6 separate regions of the Homo sapiens genome follow, and all the other regions are linked to region 1. Evidence: chromatin contacts called from ENCODE Hi-C or POLR2A ChIA-PET data. All regions are on one chromosome and are shown on one strand. Each heading gives the region's core, a stretch centred on a gene start or an enhancer-like site at or near the end of the contact. The rest is flanking DNA. Distances are from core to core; before and after follow the strand shown. Region 1 holds the start of ASXL1 (ASXL transcriptional regulator 1). Region 2 overlaps DUSP15 (dual specificity phosphatase 15). Region 3 holds the start of COMMD7 (COMM domain containing 7). Region 4 overlaps CCM2L (CCM2 like scaffold protein). Region 5 holds the start of C20orf203 (chromosome 20 open reading frame 203). Region 6 holds the start of HCK (HCK proto-oncogene, Src family tyrosine kinase).

Region 1 (4,064 bases), core at 929-3,428:
GGAGAATGTCAATGAACACACAAAACTCATTGTCGAGGAGGAGAACGAGAGCTCTCTCCCACTCCCCATCAGGCCTATATTTGTTTCCAGGTGCAGAACCGTTAGAGAAATCCTGAAATTTCTACAAGATCCTGAAAACTAGCCCAAGCTTCCAATTTTGACTCAATCAGAAAAAAAATATTTCGGAACCTCAAAATCTTCAAACTTCACATGCCAGGCCAAAATAAACTGAAGCACAAAACTTCAGCATACAAACAATTGCTATTTTTGTTCCCTGGGCAACAAATGACTAGGGAAGAGGATAGCAAGCACCAATGAAAATTCTGTAGCCCAAATTCCTTCAGTTTTTATAAATCTGTAACTTTTACAGACTTCGAGAAAGAAAAAGGTGTACTTCAGGTTTGTGTCAACCCCCCCAATACAGTCTATTTTTTTTTTTTTTGCACAACACCTTTGAAGCAGAAAACTCACTTCAAAATAAGAGAGAAAATTAAGTCTGAGCTTCACTCATCATTAAAACTGAATTACAACCATTACATATAAACTACAGTGTCAAGAGACACTTATGCTATCCGCACCACAACCTCGCTGTGTGACAGATCTTAGGAACTGACATCTTAGTATAACCTGTTACTACTGGTATCAGCAGATAATTACCCGAATATGTCTCAAAGTGTCTGAGCTTTGTGGGAGTAATCCAAAAGGAAGCTATTTCACCTGCAAGTCCTCTGACGCTCTGAACACAAAATTCACAACCCCCATCGGTTGAACGAGACGGCTTCAAACACTCAAGTTACGCTCTCCCTTGCTAAATCCTCAGTGAACAACGTCTCCCAACAGAGATACTTTGTCTTTGTCCAACATACATTCTTTGCAAAGTGGATTCAGTTCTCCTCAAAATACCAATTTCCAGTCCAGCTTCTGAAGGCAAACAGCCCAGTCTGCGTTTCTCAAAGTGGGGTCCGTGAGCCACTGCGTTTGAATCACCTGGGAAGCTGGTGAAAGCGCAGATTCCCAGGCTCTATCCCAGACCCTGAGGCTCAGCAGGTCTTACGAAGGGCCCTAGGAGTAGCGTTCCTAACCGCCTCCCAGGTGTCGCCCACAGGACACTAAAGTTAGAGAACCGCTGCTCAGGGTTCAAGCTGGGAGTAAGCACTTGCTTCCCTCCACGCACCTGGTTTAGATTGGGAAAGCTCAACATGCCATTGGCGTCCTTGAATGTGGGGTCGCTTTTCCACCCCCGGAGTCAAAGGCACCACCCCATTACCCACCAGGAAGCGAGGGAGGAGCTTCCGACCCTTCCCGGAAACCCAACTCCCCCGGGTGAATGAACGAAGCTGCCCCAGACCCCCAGACGCTGCCAAATAGTGGGGGAGGGGACGCGGGACCCCGCTGCCCAGAGTGGGAGGAGCCGGCCTGCCAGCTCGCCCCTCCGCCGGAATTTAGCTGCGCGGGGCGGGGGGGGCGCGAGGGCGAGCGGAAAAAGGCGCCACATCCCATCCCGGCGGAGCGCTCCCCACCCCTCGCCTTGCGGGGCTGTCCCGTTCTTAAAGGAAGATGGCCCCGCCCCCTCCCGCGGTGGGCAGGGCCTTGCCCCTCCCCCCCCAGTGGGGGGGTGCGCGGCGAGCCCCCCCCACCCCGGGCCCCACGGAGCCCCCCTCGGCTGTCCGCCTCACCAGGCGCGCGGCCTCGGCCCACGTGCGCTCCTTCTTCTTCTTCTGTTTGTCCTTCATCCTTCTCCCCGGCGGCGGCGGCAGCTCCACGCGGGACCTCCGGGCTGGGCGGGCTGGGGCGGTGGCGCGGGGCTGGGGCGGCGGCGGCGGTGGGGGGGGCGCGTGGCAGCGGCGGCGCGCGAGGTCTCGGGTGCGGCCGGGGAGAAGGGGCGGGCACGCGGGGACCGGCTGGCGCGAGAGCGGCGGTGGGGGAGGGGCGGCGGCGGCTCCACGCGCCCGCGCTGCGTCAGTCGCCCACGGCGGCAGCGGCGGCTGCCCCGCGATCGCTAAGGAATGCGGCGGCTCCGCATAACCACGGGGTCAGAGGTCACGGCTCCGGCCTCCGCTTTCCCGCTCTGCTGAGGGACTGAGACAGGACCGACGGCGGGGCGGGAGGGCGAGACGCGGCTTTCCCTTCGGCGCCCGGGTGCGTGCGTGTCTGCCGTGGGTGTGTGTGAGTGTGTGTGAAGAGTGAGGAGGGGGAGTGTGGGGTTTTTTTTTTTTGAACAAAAACAAACCGAAAGGGCGCCTGGGAGTCGTAGTCCCAACGGCCTCTCTGGCCTCCCCCGCTCCGGAAGAATATGGCCGCGTGAAGCGCGTGGACCACACTTCCCGGCGTGCCCGGCGGCCCCCTTCCGCTCTCCCTCTCGCGTCCTCCGCCTAGCACCGACCTCAGCTAGGAACGGGGACGGGTCGCTGTTCGGGGAAGGGGCTGGGTGGAGTCTCGCGAGGTGCGAGAACTGGCTGGGGGCCTGCGGGATTCTGGGAGGCGATGCTGGGAAGGGGCGGTGGCTGGGCTCCCCCGGCCACCCTTAACCCCTTCGGTGCTTTTTGCTTCAGGACCTCCTGGCGGGTGCGGGTGGGGAGTGAGGATGGGGAGCTCGACTCGCAGTTCCCACTTCGTGCTTCTCCTCGCCTAAACGGTTCTTACCTACACTTCTCGTAGGGGACGAGAGGCAGGACTTTCCCTTTTGGTCACCTCTAAATGACTCACTGCCACATAATAATGAGACAAAAAGACCCTCATACCAGTAAAACGGTTATTCCACGGCTGATGGACTTAGACGGTTCTTCATTTCTTCCTGTGCTTTCAGGCCGCTGTGTATTTGCAGAGCCTGCACCAGCAGCCTAGAGCGTTCTTAGGAACTTGGTGATATGTTGACGGGTCGTGTAAAGAACTTGGACTCTGGGGCCATACTGACCAGAATGCACCTGAGGGCGTTTTTAGAGGCAGTACCCTGGAGAGAATTCAGGCCCTGGAGTCCAGCGGACCTAGACTGGAATCTTGGCTGAGTCACTCCCTGGCTGTCCACTCAACCTCTCTGAGCCTCAGTTTTCTGATCTGCATTTGTCTTGTATTTCATGGCATTATTGGAATTAAAATTAACATACAATTCTTGACAGATTGGAAGAGGATGTGAAGGGAGATCTTGACATTATCAGGTCCGTATGATATGGCGCCTGGCATAGAGCAAATGTTTAATAAATGGTAGCTGTTATTACCAGCTGAGAAACAATAGGCAATATACTTAGCCTCTCTGAGCCTTAGTTTTAGAACCTGAAATGAAATTCAGAGCGCCCAGCACATAGGTTTTCTGTAACTATAGGTTCAGTCGTTGTCCAGAAACATTTCTAGAGTCCGTCCGGAGTTGGATTGATGCCAGCTCTTAAAAACTATGAAGGCAGGATCAGTGGCCACATTTAAACGGTTTCCCTGGGTGAGGAAACACACTCTCCACTCCCTAATGTTAACACGTAGCGAGAGCCAGTATTGATAGGAGACCATTATGGTGTAGCCCAAACTCTAACGCCAAGGGGTTCAGTGTTTTCTGCTTCTAATACTGGTCACAGAAAACTTGTGAGTCCGGTAAGCAAAATCCTACAAAGGGAAAAGACTGCAAGTTAGAATAAGACACCTCTTAAAAATCTCTCTAGCTTTACCCTGAGAGAAAGGAGGAACTACTGTCCCTCAAAAAACTGTTTGCCTTGATTTTTTACAAAGGATTTTTAACTTCTTTTTTTTCAATCTACGGCTGATACAGTACTCTTTGGCAAGTCATTTGGCTTCTTTCCGATGTCTTCTGAAGTAGCTTTACTGCCCTCTGACCTACAGGGAATAACTGAAATTTACATGTTTAATACAGGTACTGTGGTAGACAGAATAATGTCTTCCCCGCTTGCCCAAAACTGTCCAAGTCCTAGTCCCTGGAACCTGTGAATATGTTGCTTTTTTATTTATTTATTTATTTATTTTTTGAGACAGAGTCTCGCTGTGTTACCCAGGCTGGAGTGCAGTGGCGTGATCTTGGCTAACTGCAACCTCCGCCTCCTGGGTTCATGCGATCCTCCTGC
Region 2 (4,064 bases), core at 858-3,357, 500 kb after region 1:
CTGCTGGAGGCCCAGCAAGGAGGCCGGTTTCCCAAGCCTCATTTCCCACCCTCTCCCTCCTTCCCCTTTCCAGCTGTACTAACCTCCTCCCCATCCTCCAAATCTACGAGGCTTATGCCTCATGGTCTTTGTACACACTGCCCAGAAGGTTCCTGACTAACCCTTATTCATCTTTCAAATTTCATTGATATCTATTCCTTGGGAACCCCTTCCCTAACCCCACCCCACCTATAGATTAATACCTCTTCCTATGTGGATCTCCTAGCCCCCAGACTCATCCTCAAAGCTATTATCACCACCTGGAATTGATTATCTGATCAACGTCTGTCCCCCCCCCCCAGCCATACTGTAAGCTCCAGGACAGCAAAGACCATGCCTGTTTTATACCCGCTACATCCCCAGTGCCTGAAAAAGAACAGATGCTCAGGACATATTTATTGACTGAATGAATGGTGTTTCACTCAGGCTTTTGATGTGGGAGAACCCAGGGGATGCTCTAGACAGAGGGAACAGCATGGCAAAGGCCTGGAGGTGGGATGGCAAGTCCTGACAGGTCCCTTATGGTTGGAGCTCAGGAGGCAAGGGTGGGGGAGTTGAAGCAGGGTGGGGTGCCTGGGGGCATGGAGGACATTGGATCTTACTTGAAGCCTGAGGGGTTGTTGGGGATCCCAGCTTTGCAGGCATCTCTCGCAGCACCACGATTGTGACAGCGTATGTGATGACTGTGACGGGGCTAGGCTGGCGGGACGTGCTTGAAGCCATCAAGGCCACCAGGCCCATCGCCAACCCCAACCCAGGCTTTAGGCAGCAGCTTGAAGAGTTTGGCTGGGCCAGTTCCCAGAAGGTAGGGATGGGGTCAAGGGCTGGGTTGGGCCAGGGGTGGGAGATCCTTCTTCCCACTCGAACTGATCACTGATTGGAACATTTTTAGCCTGTGCCTCAGACCCGGATTTTTCTAGGGTCTCAAACTCATGGCCTTTGAGCTAATCCACCTCCTAGGTGTATTTTGTTAGACAGCCAGGTGTTTTCTTTTTCAATTTAGAATTTGAATGCCTTTAGATCAGTGCGGGCCCTTCCATTTGACCAGGTCTTCCAGCCCTCCCCACTGCCTGCCCTACCTGGCTGGAACCTGAAGGATTTGAGTGTTTGACCCCATCGGGGAGAATTGTCCATGTCCTACTCCATCCCTGTGTCCTTGATGAGACCACAGCAGTTTCCCTCTTATACCTCTCGGGCAGATGCTACGTAGAAATGTCAGGAACTAAGCCTCCCTGGGAACAAAGGATGAGAGGGGGAGGGCTCTCAGCAGGTTGAGGGCGGTACCCAGAGGCTCATCTGCAGCACGGCGTTGGGAAAGAGTCGGGCAAGGAAGAAATCTGTGGGAATGGGGTTGTGAGCACAGAGGTGCAAAGTGGGAGGAGTTACCCAGAAGTGCAAAGCGGGAGGAGTGATCCCCGCTGGGCGCCTGGGGGTCACTTTAGCAGGTCTGGAAGCTGGCGTGTCAAAGGGGGAAGAGGGGTCAGGGAGAGGGAGGGGCCTCCTAGAAGGGAAGAGGGACTCAGTGAGGGGATGGAAACCCCGGAGAAGGGAGGCAAAGAAGACGCTCAGGAAGGGAGGGGCTCAGCGAGGTGTGGGACGCTCGGAGAAGGGCGAAGGTCGGGAGGGTGGGGGCGGGGCCGGCTGCCTTGACCCCGCCCCGCGCCGGCCTTGACCCCGCCCACCTCACCCGCCCACCCCAGCTTCGCCGGCAGCTGGAGGAGCGCTTCGGCGAGAGCCCCTTCCGCGACGAGGAGGAGTTGCGCGCGCTGCTGCCGCTGTGCAAGCGCTGCCGGCAGGGCTCCGCGACCTCGGCCTCCTCCGCCGGGCCGCACTCAGCAGCCTCCGAGGGAACCGTGCAGCGCCTGGTGCCGCGCACGCCCCGGGAAGCCCACCGGCCGCTGCCGCTGCTGGCGCGCGTCAAGCAGACTTTCTCTTGCCTCCCCCGGTGTCTGTCCCGCAAGGGCGGCAAGTGAGGATGCAGTCCAGCCGTGGCTCCCCACTTCCGACTGGCTCCCTTCGGGGGCTGTCTGCGCCTTCCACGCCCCCCAGGACGGGCCCAGAGGCTGGGGGAGCCCCGCGGCGGCCTGAACCCTGCCTCCCGCGCCCGCCCTGCTCGTCCGCGTCTGCAGTCAGCGTCCCCAACCTGTGCGTCTCTGTGTCCGGGCCGGCCTGCTGCAGCCACCTGGTGCCTTAGTCCTTGGGCTGGGGGAGGGGGCCCACCCTTAAAGGCGGCGGGAGGGGAGGGAGGGAGAGTGGAGGGTTTGACGGGCCTGGAGGGTATTAAAGAGACACAGAAGAAGCTGCCTGTCCGAGTGCCTCCCAGTCATTCAACAAAGGCGGGGCAGCAGGATTCTGCCAGGAGCCAGCAGGACTGCCAGGGGCCAGCAGCCTGCAGAAAAGGGGATGCGAGGGAGCCTGCATCCCCTGGGGGCCTGAGGAGCCCACCACCCTCCCGCAACTGCAGTCTGCGGAGTTGCCTCCTGGGACCCCACCTCCTTCTCTAACATCTCCCCTCCCCCAAAGCCACGGTGTCCCGCCTGACAAGGCCCAAGTCCCTCCTTCTCTCGGAACCCCCTTCCACCTTTTGAACCCCTCTCCTCCACCATGAGGGGCCCCTCCCCTCCCCGACTCCCTTCCCTTCCCTGTGCACAAATAGTAGCTAGGAAGGTGAGGTAGCGCCTCCCTCATCCTGACCTTTTACTGCATGAGTTCACTTAATCCTCAGGGAGGAAACAGAGGCTCAGAGAGATCAGGCAGCTTGCCGGAGCACACACAGCCAGAGCAGGGAAAGCTGGACGCTAGCTTAGTCAGTCTGAGTCCCATGACGGTAGGTAGTTAGGAAGCAGCTCCTCTGGTTTGGGAGGTTCCTGACAAGGAGGCTCCACCCCCAGCTAGTGGGAATGACCCTTCCTGCCAAGACTTTAAAGGCCAGGGCTGCCCATCAAAGCGGTAGCTGGCTCTGAGGATGAGTAGAAGTCACTGCAGCTGATACTTCCAAAACTAAAGTTAACCCAAAGTTGAGAGGGATCGAAAATAGCTATAACCCAATAAGCCACTCGTATGGGGTTCTTAATATGCACAAATCACTGTGCTCAGGGCTGTCGGGGAGGCACCGATTCCAGCACTGGAGTTGGAGGATGGACAAAATAACCTTCAGCTGCCACCCCAACTTCCTACTCCTCATTCATTCAACAAATGTCCATTGAGTACCTACTGTGTGCCAGCCATTGTGCTCGGCCCTGGGTATACAGCAATGAGCAAAACCTCTGCCTTCATGTTGCTGACATTCTGGTCGGGAAGACAGCAAATAAAAAATATGTCAGGTGGTGAGGGAGTGGACCGTTTGGTTATCTGGGGGAAGCATTCCAGGCAGACAGAACATTAAGGCCATGAGTTAGTAACCTCCTTGCCAGTAACCTCCAAAAACAGAAGGAGCTGCTTCCTAACTACCTACCATCATGAGTTAGGGTCTTTCCCTTCACAGTTCATGTGAAGAGCAAAGTGGCTGGACTCACCAGAGTGCAGGGAGCCCGCAGTCCTCCAGGCTGGTTAATGGTGCTGCCAGACGCCCCATTTAAAACACCTTCTACCTCTGATGGTGTCTTCCCCTATTTAAAAGCCTCCATGGAGGCGGAGGCTGTAGTGAGCCAAGATTGCGCTACTGCACTCCAGCCTGGGTGACAGAGCGAGACCCTGTTTGAAAAAAGAAAAATAAAAAAAGCCTCCATGGCCCCCATCATCTATAGGACTGATCTGATATTCCAGATCAATCCTTCAAGATGCTTCAAGAGCCAGGTGGCTACTGGAATATGGGAGCTAGAGGAAAGGAGGAGCAGGAAGAAAGCCCTCCCAGCAGGTACACATCAGGAACAATGCTTCCAGTCTCTGGTCAATGCTGGCTGGGTGCCCAGCTTTGTGCCAGTGCTGTGCAAAGGTGCAGGGAGTGGGGGGCATTCTCTCTCAGAGCCTCAGTTCCATGAATACAGCAAGGAGTGGAGCAATCTGAGCAACTTGATCTTTTTCAT
Region 3 (4,064 bases), core at 463-2,962, 390 kb before region 1:
TGGGTCAATTCTGACTTCTCAGAGGCCAGGCACTGCATCTGGTTCATCTGGTTGTGTCACTGTGGAATCCCCACCCCCTATCATGTCATGGTATCTGCCTCACAGCAGACCTTCTTTTTTTTTTATGGAGATGTGGTCTTGCTCTGTCGCCCAGGCTGGAGTGCAGTGGCGCCATCTGGGTTCACTGCAGTCTCGATCTCAAGATCTCAAGTGATCCTCTTGCCTCAGCCTCCGAGTAGCTGGGACCACAGGCATGTGCCACTCAATATTTGTTGAATGAATGTATGAATGATATAATGACTGAAGGGGATGGGCTTGGCCTTTGGGTAGAAGACTTTTTTGTTTTTTCTTTGAGACGGAGTTTCGCTCTTGTTGCCCAGGCTGGAGTGCAATGGCGCGATCTCGGCTTACCGCAACCTATGCCTCCCGGGTTCAGGGAATTCTCCTGCCTCAGCCTCCCGAGTAGCTGAGATTACAGACATGCACCACTACGCCCGGCTAATTTTGTATTTTTAGTAGAGACGGAGTTTCTCCATGTTGAGGCTGGTCTCAAACTCCTGACCTCAAGTGATCCGCCCGCCTCAGCCTCCCAAAGTGCTGGGATTACAGGAGTGAGCCACCGCGCCGGGCCGGGTAGAAGACATTTTGTTTATACTTTTACAGAAGGGATTTTCAGGAAAGGGTAGAGGAGAGGAGGAGGGCTGGTGAGGAAGGCCAGCCAAACCCCCCACATTTCCCTGCTCCAGGTTTCTCGGCATTACCTCTTTACCCTCAAGGCTGGACTTAGGGGCTAGGTGAAGCCCTTAGGCTTGGCGTTCAGTTCCTAGATTCTGGGTAGCATGTCTCTATTTTCTCATGTTTCCAGTGGGGATTAGGGTAATATTCACCTGGGAACTGTGAGGAGCCCCTGGGAAGAGAGGGCATGGGGGTTAGAGTGTTTGAGGGGCTGCAGTGATGATCACGGTCTCAGTAACCTCCCCTCACCCACCTCACCACCACCCTCCCTGCCCCGCACAGTCAAAGCCCTCGCACTATTTTGAGGAAACTTTGGTAAGTCAGTTTCTTCCACTCCAGAAGGTCTCAAAGTGTAGTCCCTGGGTGCTTATTGGAAATGCAAATTCTCAGGCTCCACCCTGGCCTTTCGAATCAGATCCTCTGGGGGCGGGGCCCGGCAATACCAGGTGATGCTGGGGTGATGCTGATGCCCTTCCAAGGTTGAGACCTAGTCTCTACTCTGATGTCAGCTCTCCGAGAGACACTCTGGCCTGCTTTGTTCCCTTCCCTGTCCCCAGTGTCTGGCATCGAGTAGGCTGCCATAAATATCTCTGGAGTGCATAGTAACAGTGATGATGATAATAGCAGCTAGCCATTGATTGAAGACCTCTTGTGTGCCGGTCTCTGCGTTAAACATTTCTGGAGGCTTAACTCATTTAAGGAGCTACCCCAGCCATCATTTTCTCAGATGGTGAAACTGAGGTTCAGAGAGGCCAAGCGCCGTACCCAAAGGTCACTCAGCGGGAGAGCTGGCAGGAAACCTCGCGTCTGCCGGTGCCGGCGCCGCCCCTGCCCCTCCCCGGAGCCCGGCGGCCGCGCGTGTCCGCGGCCCTGCGAGGGCTCCCCGGCTCCGGACAGCCCAGGGCGGCCGGGGGAGGAGTGCGCTGCGACGGCCGTGGCGAAAGTGCGGTTGTGGATGCGCGGAGAGGCCGGCAGCGGTGGCAGCGGCAGCGGAGGAGGAAGCTGAGCAGGGCGGCGGCGGCGGTGGAACCTGCGGGGCTGGGGCGCGCGCCATGGGCCGCCTGCACTGCACTGAGGACCCGGTGCCGGAGGCCGTGGGCGGCGACATGCAGCAGCTGAACCAGCTGGGCGCGCAGGTGGGCCCGGCGGCGGGGCGTGGGGCGCGGGGCCCAGGTGATTCCAGGATCCGGGCCTGGGGTGGGGGGGACGTCCGGGGGTGCGCGGGAGTTGGGAGAGACTAGACAGAGCGGCGTCTTGTGGGCGTTTGGGGTGTGTGAGGTGGGTTCGGGGCGAGGCTAAGGTGAGCTGGGGTCTGAGGAGAGTGTGGGGAGCCAAGGGATCTCCGGAGGCCTAAGGGCCACCTGAGGGGTCCGAAAGGCTTTGTGGGGTCTCAGAGATGGGACTACGGGACCTCTGCGGGGTCCTGGGGCCGAGGAGAGCTTTTGGGGTCCTAGAAGAGGGACGGAGGGGAGTCTAGATGAGGCTGAAGGAGTTTGGGGAACTGAAGGAACAGACTAAGGGCGTGGGGAGTTTTGGGGAGCAGTGGGGTCCAAAGGGAGATAGATGTTTGGCAGGGAGGCCGAGGAAGCCTGAGGGGAGTGGGAGGGCCCGAGAATCTGAGGGGGCCCGGGGAAGCTTGGCCTGGGCTGCCGTCTTACATCTCAGTGTGACATGAGTGTCAGTAATAGCCAGGCCCCACTGGGGCTCTGTGGGCCTGAGGGGCTCGATCTGGGACAAGGCTGATGACACCTTCCACCTCCACCCAGTTAAGGAGAGTCACTGGGATTCACATGGAAAGAAACCTTATACACTGTGTACAGTGGGGGTCTTCATCCTCGATGGTAGGGGAGCTAGCAAAGCCTTTTTCTCCCCCTTCAGGCTGCAGGTGCCAACCAAGGCAGTCTTGGAGGCATCCTGCTTCTGTGCTGGTTGGGATGCCTTTTCATACCACCAAGGCTGCTGAAATAGGTGAGAATGACACTTCTCACCCCCACTGGGAAGATACATCTATTTCCCCCGCTAGGTTGTCACTTCCCAGGAGGTAGCGCCCCTCTTCTTTCATCTCCATACCCCCCACAACTTCCCACACAGTAGTGCTGCTTGCGAGATAAAAACCAAACTTAGAACTTGTAACGACAGGAAGGTTCTAAGCTTGAGCTATGCAATAGAAAAATTTGCAAGCCACATTTCTAACTTTGCATTTTGTAGTAGCCACATTTAAAAATTAAATAGAAATGGAAATTAATTTTTTTTTTTTGAGACGTAGTCTCATTCTGTCACCCAGGCTGGAGTGCAGTGGCGCGATCTCGGGTCACTGCAACCTCCGCCTCCCAGGTTCAACCAGTTCTCTGTCTCAGTCTCCCGAGTAACTGGGACTACAGGCACACGCCACCATGCCCAGCTAATTTTTGTATTTTTAGTAGAGATGGGGTTTGACCATGTTGGCCAGGCTGGTCTTGAACACCTGACCTCAGGTGATCTGCCCACCTCAGCCTCCCAGAGTGTTGGGATTACAGGCGTGAGCCACTGTGCCCAGCCCTGAGTTTATCTTATGCAAGCATCCTAGAGTTTATTTACACAAACCTACTGCACCCTAGGATATATGGTATAGCGCATTGCTCCTAGGCTACAAACCTATACAGCATGTGACTGTACTGAATACCATAGGCAACTGGACTATAATGGTAAATATTTGTGTGTTTAGACAAATCTAAATAGAAAAGGTACAGTACAAATACAGTATAAAAGATAAAAAATAGGCCGGGCACGGTGGCTCACACCTACCCTAGGACTTTGGGAGGCCAAGGTGGGCGGATCACAAGGTCAGGAGATCGAGACCATCCTGGCCAACATGATGAAACCCTGTCTCTACTAAAAATACAAAAATTAGCTGGGTGTAGTGGCGGGCACTTGTAGTCCCGGCTACTCTGGAGGCTAAGGCAGGAGAATCGCCTGAACCTGAGAGGTGGAGGTTGCAGTAAGCTGCGATTGCACCACTGCATTCCAGCCTGGGCAATAGAGTGAGACTTCATCTCAAAAAAAAAAAAACAACTTTCTAGTTGGGTACGGTGGCACAGCTACCACAGTAGTCCCAGCTACTTGGGAGGCTGAGACAGGAGGATCACTTGAGCCCAGGATTTCAAGGCTGTAGTGCATGGTGATTCCACCTGTGAATAGCCATTGCACTCCAGCCTGGGCAGCATAGTGAGACCCCCATCCCTAAAAAAAAATTTTTTTTTTTCTGTTTTTGATAAGTTGACCTTAGCCTACTGTCAGTTTTTTTTTGTTTGTTTGTTTGTTTTAGACGGAGTCTTCCTCTGTCACCCAGG
Region 4 (4,064 bases), core at 846-3,345, 320 kb after region 1:
TGGCTTGAGCCCAGGAGCTGGAGGCTGCAGTGAGCTTTGATTGTTCCACTGCACTCCAGCTGGGTGACAGAGTGAGAACCCGCCTCAAACAACGATAACAAAAACAACAATAACAACAACAAACATTAGATAGCCTCCCATTGCCTATGCTTCCTAGCCTGCCCTTCAAGGGCTTCTAATCTATCCACTTCTCTGGTTTCCTCTCCTGCAACTCCTACCCACCCACCTCGTCCCCCACCTCACACACTCCGTGTTCCTCCAGCTATCACAATGGTCACTAATTGAGCACTTTCTACATATACTTTTACGTGAAATATCTTAAGACTCATGACAATCTATGGGATCTACGAGGGTGAGGCTATTATCAACCCCACTTTACAGATGAGGAAACCAAGACCCAGGGACATTTTAGGGGCTTTCCCAAGGTCACCGAACAAGCAGATGGCAGAGCTCGGATTAAAAACCCTCCGACCCTCTGGCCAGGGAGCCTAAGTGCTGCACGAGTGCTAACCGGTTGCCAGTCCTAGAGCACGCCATGCTCCTTCAAGCTCCCCTGCCTTTGCTTGTGCTGGGTCCCCATCTGGAGGGCTCTCTCTTCTATTGTTCACCCACCAAAAACCTTGTCCTTCAAGCTCTCGCTCATGGCTCACCTCCCCTGTGAAACCTTTTCCAGCTTCCCCAGAAAGAGCTGGTGTCTCACTCTTTGACTTTACAATTGAGAACTTTGTGCTATGATTATCTGGGAACTGTTTTCCCCATCAGTGTGCCCCTCAGTGGGCAGACTGTGCTGTATCTCCCTCTAGTGTCTTGTGCAATGCCTGGCACAGAGCAAGTGCCCTCTAAATGCTTGGCGGCTGAATGACAGTGGCCCCAGGACTCCTGCTCCTGAGCACATAGTTGGGAAGGACTGCTGGGAGCTGCCAGTGGAAGTGGGGAGTGGGTAGGAAGTTTCAGGGCCCCACCTTGGGAGAGGCGTCCATCTACGGCAGCTGGAGACAATTTTACCACTCACGTTTGGGCCAAGACCGTCCCCAGGGGATCCAGCTGGTGGGGAAGTTCCATACTTGCACTACCCCTAGAAGTCCTTGGGAACCAGCTATCCCACCCCTAGGGGGTTTTCCCCTCTTGTGATGTCAGGAACTGAACCAACAAGGGAAGCAATTCCTGGCAGGGTCTCTGGATGCTACAGGAGGAAGTGTGGCCAGAGTCTCCAGACTCAGTGCCTGGGTTGCCCCAGACAGTGCCCTTTGGACCCCAGGAACTAAGGGGTTACATGGCTTTGGTAAGAGGGTAGTTCCGGAGCGGGTGGGGACTTCCTTGGGGTGTGAGGGAAATTACCCCATCCCTGGAGCTGTGGGGTAAGAACTGTCTGTCCCAGTGCCTCTCAGCAGCCCTGTCACTGTGCTGTGGCTAGGATTTTCGGCAGTTTTTGAGCTTTTCTTGGAAAGCCCCAAGGCCTTTAAGAGAGACTCCTATATCTTTGGCCCCTGTCCCTACCCAACCAACTGTTCCCTCTCCGGCTGCCTTGCTCAGGAACTTACTAAGGCTCCCTGTAGCCTCAGGTCGGAATGCCTCAGGCTACGGCCACTACATCCCAAAGTCTCAGAGACAGGACAGTAGAGAGGCTAGGGACATGGGCTCTGGGTTAGCCAGACATGAGTCCAAAGCCCAGCTCACTGTGTGACCTTGGGGTATTCACTTCACCTCTTGAACTCCAGTTCCTTCATCCAGAAAATGAAAATAAATAAAATCGACAACCTCAAAATTAAGGAATTTGCTCAATAGAACAAGTTTGCCCAATGGAAGCCATCACAAATCAGTTGTTCTCAGAGCGGTCCCTGGACCATCAGCATCACCTGGGTACTTGTTAGAAATGCAAATTATTGGCCAGGCACGATGGCTCATGCCTGTAATCCCAGCACTTTGGATGGCCGAGGAGGGCAGATACCTGAGGTCAGGAGTTTGAGACCAGCCTGGCCAACATGGTGAAACCCAATCTCTACTAAAAATACAAAAATTAGACAGGCATGGTGGCGCATGCCTGTAATCCCAGCTACTCAGCAGGCTGAGGCACAGAGGTTGCAGTGAGCTGAGATTGCGTCACTGCACACCAGCCTGGGTGACAGAGCAAGACTCTGTCCCCCCAAAAAAGAAAAAGCAAATTTTCAGGCCCTTCCCCTTCTCTTATGGAGAATCTCTAGGAGTGGGGCTCAGACATCTGTGTTTTAGCAAGCCTTCCAGGACATTCTGATGCCTGCTGAAGTTTGAGTACTGTCACAGATAAACTTGACAGAAGGCAAATATATTAGGTGAATATACCTGGAACATCAACATCCAAAAGGGATTAATATCTAAAATTTATAAACTACTCTTGCAAATCAATGAGAAAAAGACAGGAAGCCCAGTAGGAAATGAACAAAAGATATGAACAAGGAAGTCACAGAAAGGAAAGCTCAAATGGCTGACTAGTATAGAAGGAAGTTATAAATTTCAGGATTAACAGAGAAATGCAAATTAAAACAACTTGCCACCTTACACCCACACTGAATGCAAAGTTACAAAATCAGATGATGAAAAATCTGATGAAGATGTCGGGAAACAGCATCCTTCACTCACCGTTGGTGAAAGCCATTCTGGAAGAAGTTAATGAAATTCAAAACCTGCCCTGTGATCTAGTAATTCCACTCTTGGATTTAGAGCCCAAAGAAATGCTCACATAGGCCCATAAGTTTCATGTACAAAAATGTTCATCAATCACAGTGTTGTTTGTGGTAAGAGGGAGTTGGAAGCAACCTGGGTGTTCATCTCTGGGGAGATGGATAAAGAAAACAGCGGATGCTCAACTCGAAATATTTTGCAGCAGTTGGATGCAACAGTGAGATTTTTCAACAGCACATATGTAGGTATTTAAAACATTATAGGGTGGCTGGGCTTGGTGGTTCATGCCTTTAATCCCAGCACTTTGGGAGGGCGAGGCAGGAGGATCACTTAAGCCCAGGAGTTCTTGCAGTGAGCTGTCACTGCACCATTGCAGTCCAGCCTGGGTGACAGAGCAAAAACCTGTCTCTAAAAATTTTCTTAGTTTTCTTTTTAAATAGAAAAACATTACAGAGTGAGAGAAGGAATAGAGTGAAATTCTTATGTAATATCATTTATACAAACACACACACAAAGCACTGTGTAGTTTAGGTCCAGGGACATATATCAGCACATAGGGTTAGGCGCTCATAGTAAAGAGGGAAAAGGAGTGTGGGGAACATGTGGATCAGGAGAGGGTAAAATAAAACATCAGAAGGGCCCTACATGGACCAGTGATGATGGGATGATCATTTACCACAAACCAAGTATGAATTATGGAACTCTTTGGACCTGGAGTCCTAATAACATTTTTTTGAAAATTGCTAACAGTGCCTATTTTATGGTGTGTACAATGTGTCTGGCCATGGAAGCCTTTGCAAGGTTTTACAAACACATTTTGGATCTCCTATGTGAGTCTCTGGCCTCCTCTCAGGCCTCATCCCTTTTAGCTTTCCAGCCTTTACTCAGGCTGTGCTGAATGCTGTCCTTATCCTGACTTCTCTACCTCTCCAACCTTTCCTTCCCATTTCTTTGACTACCCCAGACTCCCAGATAGCTGCCTGTGGAGTCTTGGCTATTTCTTGTTTGTGACTTGAGCACAGAGCTAGGCTGTAACAAGGCTGCAAGGGAACAAGTACTGTTTCTTCTTCCCAAACAGTGAACTCCCCTGAGGATCTTCTGAATAGCTCACCACCACTTCAGTTGGGGTAGGATGCACCCAGACATCTTTTGCTTATTACAAGGCAAGAAAGGTAAACTGAGTCATAAAATGTTTGATGTGGAAAGGAACAACATTTATTGAGCTCTTATCGGGTGCTAGACCCAGTTCTAAGGTCTTAACCCTCAGTAATCCCTGTGGCCACCCTGTTAGGTGGATGGGGGCTGAGCTCACTGGACAGATGGGGTAACGGGAGGCACACAGAGGTTACGACACTAACCAGATAGAGGCTCCAGATCCTGGAGCTGAAAAAACCCTTGTTTGGGGT
Region 5 (4,064 bases), core at 808-3,307, 320 kb before region 1:
CTGGTGGGGAAGGTGGGGGAATGGGCGTGGCGTATTCTAGGCTTAGGGATCCCAGGGCTGCGGGAGGACAGCCAAAGCTGGAGCGCCAGTCGTGCAGGCCAGAGCTGATGGGGCTTTGCCTACCATGCCAGGTGCTGCTTCTGGAGGGTGGGGCAGGGGGAAGGATTTGAAATGAGGTAGCAACAGCACAATCAGAATTGTGTTGTTCAAAGGCCTTCCTGTCACGGGGAGAGGATAGGCCACCACAGGTTCTTTCCTATCTCCCTCTTTCCCCTCCAGACCTTACCCCTTCTAAAATGGAGGCATTTTGTTTGTTTTCGCTCAGAACCCAGTTCCTCATGAACTGTCATTGTAAATAGACCGGAGGCCAGAACAAAGGAAGATTTTTTAAAATTATTTTTTCCTCCTTTAAAGACTAGCTTAATGAGAACTGCTGACATGGGGTAAAGTACAGCACGCCCAAGCTGAGAGAGGTGTGGGGGTACCCTAGACTGGGAAACTGAGGCCCAGGGAGAAGCACTGCTGGGCAAGGAGCATCCCTCTACATCCCAGGTGGGGTGGGCGCTCCACACACCAGTGTGATGGGAAAAGTGGAGGTGATGAGTGTCCTCACCTGGGCACAGCCTGGCCCTCATGAGATGGAACGTGCAGGGAGCCTTTTGGGGGAGGGTTCAGGAGGAGAACTGGGTGGTTTGCCCAGGAACTCAGAAGGAGTATTCCCTAGGCGGGTGGGTAGCGTGTGGAAGGACACCTGAGGCAGACAGAAGACACAGAGACCCAAGGGAGAAGGAAGAACGGCTGGGTTTAGAGACGTGGACGTAAGTGAAAGGGCAGAGCCAAGGATGCAGCAGGACAGGAGGGAGGGGGTTAATAACACACTTGAAGCCCACGGTCCAGGTTTGATTTCATTTAACTTAGTTTACTCTGGACCCCTGAGTCTCTCTCAAATTTGAATGGCCTTTTTTTCCTTTTGAAGGGGGATTCTTTAGGAGGAAGGGCAGAGAGGGCACCAAGCAAGTAGATACTGTCTCTAATAAAAGTTTTGGTCATGGCCAGGCGCAGTGGCTCACTCCTGTAATCCCAGAACTGGGAGGCCCGAGGCAGGAGGATTGCTTGAGCCCAGGAGTTCAAGACCAGCCTAGGCAAAATGGCAAGATCCCTATCTCTACAAAAAAAAAAATAATAATACAAAAATTAGCTAGGCATGGTGATGTGCACCTAGTCCCAGCTACCTAGGAAGCTGAGGTGGGAGGATTGCTTGAGTCTGGGAGGTCGACGCTGCAGTGAGCTGTGATTGCACCACTGCACTCCAGCCGTGGTGACAGAGTGAGACTCTGTCTAAAAAAAAAAAAAGGAAGTTTCGAGGGTGAGATGAAGTAAAAGACTGGAATGTTCTTGAGACATTGGGCTAGAGATTGTCATTTGTTTTTGCTACTTAAATCCAGGTGCTCTGGGCTAACCTGATTGGGCCCCTGATGCAAAAGCGCCTCCTGGTGGGTGGTTCTGAAAACACTGAATACTTTCCTCCCCCTGCCACCCAGTAACAATATTAATAATACAAATACAGCATTTTTTTTTCCCTGCAGAACAAAATTCCTAGAAGCTGAAGGGCTGAGTTGCTGAACATGAGCATTTTACTTTTAGGCAGATTACATCAAAGTCTCTTTCCAAAAAGTTGGCACCAATTGGCACCCCATTTTTGGTGCATTTAAATATTAAACACCAAGATGAGACTGGATGGATCCCTCTCCTGAAATGTCCTGTCCATAAATGAAAGAGCTGGGGCCAAGCTCACGGTGGCTCACGCCTGTAATCCCAGCACTTTGGGAGGCCAGGGTGGGAGGATTGCTTGAGCTCAGGAGTTCAAGACTAGCCTGGGAAATATAGGGAGACCCCTGTCTCTTAAACAAACTTAAAAAAAATGGCTGGATTAAACGACAACAACAGTTTCAGGGACCCAGTCTTTTCTGAACAGTGTCTCCCCCGCTCAGCTCTCACAGATCATTGAGGTGGGCGGGGTTAGACCCATTGACAGTTGGACCTGCAGGGCCAGGTCACATAGCCAGTGGGTCTGAGCTGACTTTTCTTCCCAAGCCTGTGTGATCCCCAAAACCCTTGGCTGCCCCCACTCTGCCCCCCGCCTCCCAGCCCTTCCAGCTGCAGCCTTTTCACTCATTCCACCACCACTCAGCTCTGAGTGGCTACGCTGGCGGGCTCTCTGCTTTGCGTCGGAGACATCACAGTGAGCAAAGGCAGATATGTTTTATGTGCCCTTGAAGAATCTCCCAGACAAACGTGTCATTGCAGTCGGAGCCAAATGGCCGGGGCAGGTGGCACAGATGAATGCCGGGCAGAGGAGCCTGCAGGTGGGTGGAATGCAGCCTGTCTGTGCTGAAAGTGTGGGGTGACCCTGGGGTTTTAAGCAGGGGATGGTGACCAAAAAAGCCAGCAGAAAGACCAGTGTGTGGTTTTGAAGCTGCTGCCCTAGACTCCCTGTGCCTCATGTGTCCCTTGGAGCTCCACCTGGGTCTCTGTGCCCACGGGGCTGCGGTGAGGCTCCCCGAATGTGGGGACCGTGTGGCCGTTGAGCCCATCTCCGGCAGCTATGGCTGAGGCGCCAGCCACTTCCGCCCTGTGCTCTCTCTGTGGTTGGCTACGGGGGCTGAGACACCTCCGGCCAGTCTTGAGGGGAGCAGGAGGAGGCTGCTGGACTGTCCCCCATGGCAGCCACAGGGCCTCTTCACTCCCTCCTGCCTCTGTGGCTCCAGGGGCCCAGCTCAGCCTCTTCCTGCCGTTTGTACCAGCCCTGGGGCTCCTCAGGAGGGCGGGCTTGTCGCTTGTTCCCCCAACCCTGCAACCCCTCCACTTCCTCTCCTCACCCGCCCCAGGGTGTGAGGTGGGACACAGAGAGATGCCCAGCCCTTACTACCAAGGAGTCTTGGGTCTTGAGGGGGCTTCTTTTATGGCCACTCATTTCAGCCCCTAGATCCTGCCAGTCCCATATTCTTCACTCCCTGAGGCCTTCTGGCTCTCAAAGCCCGAGTCTAGTGCCTTCCTACCAGCCATCTTCACCAGGCCCCTCTCCTATGCTGGGTCTGTTTAGATGCAGGGGCACAGGGAGTAGGAAAAGGTCTCTGCTGCCGGAGCCCACAGCCCTGTGGGAAGACAGCAGGGCCAGGTGGCAGTCAGGGAGAGAAGCACTTTTCTGGAACTGTGTGAAATGCTGTGAGCTTGGGGGAGGCAGGGGAGGGAGTGGGGAGGGTAGAGGAGGAAGAGTCCCAGAACAAAAAGGCCTGGTGTGGTGAGAAATTCAGGAGGGAATAAAAGGGAACAAGAGCAAGAAATAGAGACAGGCACACTGTGGTTCTTGGTTTTTCCCACAAAACTAAAGCTATTTAAATTGAAGAAGTATTTTTTTTTTTTTGGAGATATTGTCTTGCTCTGTCACCCAGACTGAAGTGTAATGATGCAATCATAGCTCATTGTAACCTTGACCTTCTAGGCTCAAGCAGTCCTCCTGCCTCAGCCTCTTGAGTAGCTAGGACTACAGGCATGCGCCACCACACCCAGCTAATACATATGTATGTATGTATGTATGTATAATATATATGTAATATATTTTATGTGTGTGTATTTATTTTATTTTATTTTATTTTTTTGAGACAGAGTCTTGCATTGTCACCTGGGCTGGTGTGCAGTGGTGGGATCTCGGCTCACTGCAACCTCCATCTCCTGGGTTCAAGCGATTCTCCTGCCTCAGCCTCCCAAGTAGCTAGGATTACAGCTAGCTACTGTAATAGCTACTGGGCGCCCACCACCATGCCCAGCTAATTTTTTGTATTATTAGTAGAGATGGGGTTTCACTGTGTTGGTCAGGCTGGTCTCGAACTCCTGACCTTGTGATCCGCCTGCCTTGGCCTCCCGGAGTGCTGGGATTACAGGCGTGAGCCACTGCCCCGGCTCCTCTTAAATTTTTAAGTGCACGCTACAGTATTGTTAACTATAACCACAATGTTGTGCAGAAGACCTCCGGACATTTTTATCTGTGTGACTGAAACTCTATA
Region 6 (4,064 bases), core at 1,107-3,606, 310 kb after region 1:
CCTGACCTCGTGATCCGCCCGGCTCAGCCTCCCAAAGTGCTGGGATTACAGGCGTGAGCCCCCGCGTCCGGGCTTTTTTTTTTTTTTTTTTTTTTTTTTTTTTTTTTTTTTTTTTTTTTTTTAGGTGGAGTTTCGCTTTTGTTGTCCAGGCTGGAGTGCAATGGCGCGATCTCGGCTCACTGCGACTTCTGCTTCCCCGGGTTCAAGCGATTCTCCTGCCTCAGCCTCCCGAGTAGCTGGGATTACAGGCATGAACCACTGCATAGATAGCATTTTTAAAGCACACAAAACAATCCTACGTGTTGTTTATGCGTACATTTATATGCAATCCATTTTCAGAGGCACATCCTGGAAGGACTGTAACTCATGACAGCGGTTGCCCCTGGGGAGGGAGAGAAACAGGACTGAGAGTGATACAAGGTGGGGAGACTTCAATTTTTTCTGTTACTTTTAGTAAATTAATTTTTTAAAATCTCAAAACAAACACAACAAAATGCTATTATTTGTTAATTCTGGATGGTGGATTCTCGGGACATCTAATATATTATTATCTTCACTTTTCTGTATTTTAACCTGTCACCCCCTCCCCTAAAAAAAAAAGGACCATAAAGAGAAAACCATGGGATAAGGCAACTGATAGGCATTGAGGCCTTTCTCTGTGCCAGGCATAGGCTACCCCAGTGGTTCTCAAAGTGTCCTCCTTGGATCAGCAGCAGCAGCATCACCGGGGATGGAAGTTCTCATTGTCCTGCACAGAGCTACTGAATCAGAAACTCTAGGATTCGGCCCAGCAATCTGTTTTCACAAGCAGTCCAGGTGATGCTGATGTAGGCTAAAGTCTGAGAACACGGGGCCATATGTCTAGCTAGGGCAATGTTAACATACATTAAGCCTGTGTACTGTCAGACAGCATTCTCAAAGCTTTCCTTCAGTAACTTTTTTTTTTTTTTTTTTTTTTTTGAGACAGAGTCTCTCTCTGTCGCCCAGGCTGGAGTGCAGTGGCGCGATCTCGGCTCACCGCAACCTCCACCTCCCAGGTTCAAGTGATTCTCGTGCCTCAGCCTCCCGAGTAGCTGGGATTAAAGGTGTGTGCTACTACGCCCGGCTAATTTTTGTACTTTTAGTAGAGACGGGGTTTCACCATGTTGGCCAGGCTGGTCTCAAACTCTAGACCTCAAGAGATCCACCTGCCTCGGCCTCCCAAAAAGCTGAGATTACAGGCGTGTGCCACCCTGCCCGGCCCCTTCAGTACCCAATTAATCCTCTAAACAACCCTGTGAAGGAGGTACTATTACTCTCCCCATCCTGCAGTTGTGAAAACAGAGGCAAAGAAAGGCCAAATCCTCTACCCCAGCCCCAACAGGCAGTTTGCCCCTAGAAGCCCCCTCCGCTACCCACTAGCCTGTCTCTCACACGCACCACCTCTCGCATACTCCAATTTCCTGCATCCTTGCAAGAAAGACTTCATAGCCCCGTTTTACAGATGAGGAAACGAATTCGGAGGCGGAGAATTCGTCCAAGGAGGAAAGAGACAGGGCATGCATGCAGTGTGGTCTGGGGCCAGGAGGTTTGGGGGTTTGACCTAGACCTGTTGTGGGAGGAGGGGCAGAGAGCCGACCAGCTGCAGCCGGCCTGGGTGTGGCTCGCACGTCACGCCTCCGCCCAACTACCCCCTTCCCCAAGCTGGCTGCCAACCCGGCGTGACCCGGCCCCCACCGGGAACCGTAAGGGCCTTCCCCTTCCCGGGTTCTGTGAAGCCCCATCCCTTCCTTCTTTTTCTTTTTTAAATTAAAAAAAAAATCCCCGCCCCCCCCCAAGAAGGGGAACCTGGACGGCCCAGAGAAGTGGTGGATAAAGTCACTGCACGGGCCCGAGCGTCCCCTTCCCCGGGAATCCAGCAGTCCGCAACAGTGCCGCCCCTCCCTAGGGCACCCTCCACTCGCTGTCGACCCCTCATCCCCCGGGCTACCCGCGGCTCCCCCGACGTTCCGTCTCCCCTCGCTGCCCCCAGCCGCACCCGTAGCCAGCCCTCCCCAGGCTCCTGGGCTCCCTCCGCCTCCTGGGACCCCTCGCGGGCCGGGTATTCCCGGTCCCCTGTGCGCGGCACTCACCTGGGCGCCCGCTCCTCGTCTCGCGGGCAGCCCGGATCCTCGCAGCTTGAGCGCCCCCCCAGCTCGGCAGCCCCTGAGGTTCCGGGGTGCCAGTGCCGGGAAACTGACTTTCTAGAACTAGAGGCGGGGGCGACGCTCTGAGGGGCTTTGGTGCCGCGGGCGTTTCTCGTCCTGCACTGTCTGAGTCCCTTCCCACTCGCCTCTAAGCCTCTGATGTGCTCCCGAGCTGGGACCAGGGACGTGGTGGCGCCCGCAGGCCATCTGGGCGCCTTAGCCGCGCCCTGAGCGAGGCTAACTCCGCCCCAAGTGTCCTAACACCTCCCCGAAGATTCAGACGCCACCCCAGGATCCTAACCGGCTCCCCGAGGGTCATAACCTCCGTCTCCTGCAAGAAGGATCCCAAACCCTCCACGAAGAGAAAAAAAATATTAGCACCATCCATAGGAGGCTTCTAACGCGTCCACCAAGGATGCGAACCCCCATCCCTTCCGCTCCACTTTCCCTAACACCTCCCCATCCCACCGCCCAGCGTCCTACCCCAGTCTCCAAAGGATCCCAAATCCCACTCCTAGGGATTCGAACCCGCCCGTCTAAGAACCCCAGCACCCGCTCCAAGGCTCCCAAGATACTAACCCCGCCCCGCCAAAGGATTTTTAATCCCACCTCTGAAGGATTTTTAAACTCAACTTGCCCCCAAAGATTCTAATCTGCCCAGTGGAAGGATCCGAACTCTCACTTCAGTGGATTCTAACCCTGCCCTAAGATTTAGAACACAAACCCCAGGGTTCCAATACCGCTCCTGCTCCTGCGCGATCTAACCTCCCGCCGCCTAAGAGTTTTAATACCCAGGGGTCTATACCGCCGGTCCAAAGATTCCAACCCTGCCCTTCAGAGATCCTAACCCCACCTATCAAGGGATTCCTGCCACAGTCTTCAAAGATTCCAACCCACCCTGGAAAGGCCTTACCCTACCCCGGAAGCATCGTGATCTCTTTTCCCCACCACTCCGACCCCTCCCTTCTGGCCCGGCCCTCCCCAACTCCGCGGCCCGAGACTTCCAGGCAGGTCTGTGGTCAGCGGTTTCTCTTCCGCAGGCCTGCTCCATTCAGACACCATGCAAAGTTCCTCTCTCGAAGGAACCACCATGGCCATGCAAAGTTCCCTGCCCGAAGGAACCACCCTGGCTTCCTGGCAGCTCAGAGGACTCCCAAGCTGGGGGAGGTGGTCGGGGGAGGGGAGGAGTCGGGCTGGAGGGTGACTGAGGCCCCAAGTGGATGGGATTGTGCCCAGCTCCAGGCAAGGGCAGAACACACCCTCTCCTGGAAAAGACAGGGGCTATCACCCTAAATGCTGTGTAACACACCTCCAAAATCTCCAAAACTACAAGAATTCTACCGCGTCTCTCTATTCCCGTTGCTACCAGCTGATCAGGACCACAGTCATTTCTTCATTCATTCATTCATAATTCATTCAGCAAAGCTGTCCTGGGGGCTGGGGAATGCAGGGGTTCTTAAATTTGGCACTATTGACATTTGGGCCAGGTAATTCTTTGTTGCGGGGGACTGTCCTGTGAATGATAGGATGTTTAACAGCATTCCTGGGCTCTACCCACTAGTTGTCTATAGCATCCTCCTCCCTAGTTGTGACAACAAAATGTCTCCAGACATTTGTAAAATGTCCCCTGGTGGGGAAGGGGGGAAGAACCATGAATGAGAAAGACAATGACCCTACTCTTATGTTTTTGGTATATGTACCTGTATGGGCCTTTTTTCCTTCTCTTTAGCCTACAGTGCTAACTATTTTGAGGGGGTCTCCCATCCAAGTACTAACCAGGCTTGATCCTGCTTAGCTTCCAAGATCAGACAAGATCAGATGTGTTCGGTGTGGTATGGCATAGACAACTTAAAAAAAAATAGAGATGGGGTCTTGCTGTATTGCCCAGGCTAGTCTTGA

Evidence for each region. A loop is a pair of places that touch in the nucleus more often than their neighbours do. ChIA-PET counts read pairs that join two places held with the same protein, here RNA polymerase II (POLR2A). Pooled maps may share reads with other maps.
Region 2: a pooled map shows a loop between it and region 1 (3-fold over the local background). The contact joins the enhancer-like site here to the promoter of ASXL1 in region 1. A Hi-C loop is called at or near these places in 1 of 168 maps with a recorded cell type or tissue (CD4-positive, alpha-beta T cell) and 4 of 50 pooled maps. POLR2A ChIA-PET finds 5 or more read pairs at or near these places in 1 of 52 experiments (A673).
Region 3: a pooled map shows a loop between it and region 1 (6-fold over the local background). The contact joins the promoter of COMMD7 here to the promoter of ASXL1 in region 1. A Hi-C loop is called at or near these places in 1 of 37 single-sample maps with no recorded cell type and 13 of 50 pooled maps. POLR2A ChIA-PET finds 5 or more read pairs at or near these places in 3 of 52 experiments (MCF 10A, activated CD4-positive, alpha-beta memory T cell and activated CD8-positive, alpha-beta T cell).
Region 4: a loop to region 1 is called in a pooled map, with 2.3 times the contacts of the local background. The contact joins the enhancer-like site here to the promoter of ASXL1 in region 1. A Hi-C loop is called at or near these places in 2 of 50 pooled maps. POLR2A ChIA-PET finds 5 or more read pairs at or near these places in 2 of 52 experiments (H1 and activated B cell).
Region 5: a map with no recorded cell type shows a loop between it and region 1 (8-fold over the local background). The contact joins the promoter of C20orf203 here to the promoter of ASXL1 in region 1. A Hi-C loop is called at or near these places in 10 of 37 single-sample maps with no recorded cell type and 5 of 50 pooled maps. POLR2A ChIA-PET finds 5 or more read pairs at or near these places in 2 of 52 experiments (HepG2 and Panc1).
Region 6: a loop to region 1 is called in a pooled map, with 4 times the contacts of the local background. The contact joins the promoter of HCK here to the promoter of ASXL1 in region 1. A Hi-C loop is called at or near these places in 1 of 37 single-sample maps with no recorded cell type and 2 of 50 pooled maps. POLR2A ChIA-PET finds 5 or more read pairs at or near these places in 3 of 52 experiments (AG04449, GM12878 and activated B cell).

Annotation. Positions count from the first base shown.
Region 1 is chr20:32,356,445-32,360,508 of GRCh38, reverse strand. It overlaps ASXL1 (ASXL transcriptional regulator 1), which reads right to left and starts at 2,178. Exons shown (of 13, transcript NM_015338.6): 1 at 1,677-2,178. The coding sequence starts at 1,733. RefSeq lists silencers at 1,479-1,638, 1,879-1,928.
Region 2 is chr20:31,859,351-31,863,414 of GRCh38, reverse strand. It overlaps DUSP15 (dual specificity phosphatase 15), which reads left to right. Exons shown (of 7, transcript NM_080611.5): 6 at 673-844; 7 at 1,740-2,338. The coding sequence ends at 2,012. Among named protein-coding and RNA genes, the nearest start is that of DUSP15, 9.1 kb to the left of the region's middle. RefSeq lists a silencer at 1,842-2,041. Within about 2 kb of position 2,107, at least 3 of the 41 ENCODE cell types and tissues checked have a DNase peak (open chromatin) inside an H3K27ac peak, as active enhancers do.
Region 3 is chr20:32,741,115-32,745,178 of GRCh38, reverse strand. It overlaps COMMD7 (COMM domain containing 7), which reads left to right and starts at 1,712. Exons shown (of 9, transcript NM_053041.3): 1 at 1,712-1,871. The coding sequence starts at 1,788. RefSeq lists enhancers at 217-1,161, 2,049-2,876, 3,546-4,047 and silencers at 1,457-1,686, 1,867-1,936, 2,921-3,095.
Region 4 is chr20:32,031,967-32,036,030 of GRCh38, reverse strand. CCM2L (CCM2 like scaffold protein) reads right to left here. Exons shown (of 10, transcript NM_001365692.1): 10 at 3,851-4,064. Among named protein-coding and RNA genes, the nearest start is that of HCK, 18 kb to the left of the region's middle. RefSeq lists an enhancer at 699-878. Within about 2 kb of position 2,095, at least 5 of the 41 ENCODE cell types and tissues checked have a DNase peak (open chromatin) inside an H3K27ac peak, as active enhancers do.
Region 5 is chr20:32,671,934-32,675,997 of GRCh38, reverse strand. C20orf203 (chromosome 20 open reading frame 203) reads left to right here and starts at 2,057. Exons shown (of 6, transcript NM_182584.4): 1 at 2,057-2,366. RefSeq lists enhancers at 1-438, 1,290-1,359, 3,310-3,809.
Region 6 is chr20:32,050,534-32,054,597 of GRCh38, reverse strand. HCK (HCK proto-oncogene, Src family tyrosine kinase) reads right to left here and starts at 2,356. Exons shown (of 13, transcript NM_002110.5): 1 at 2,112-2,356. The coding sequence starts at 2,173. It also overlaps the pseudogene RNA5SP482. RefSeq lists silencers at 684-883, 1,937-1,996.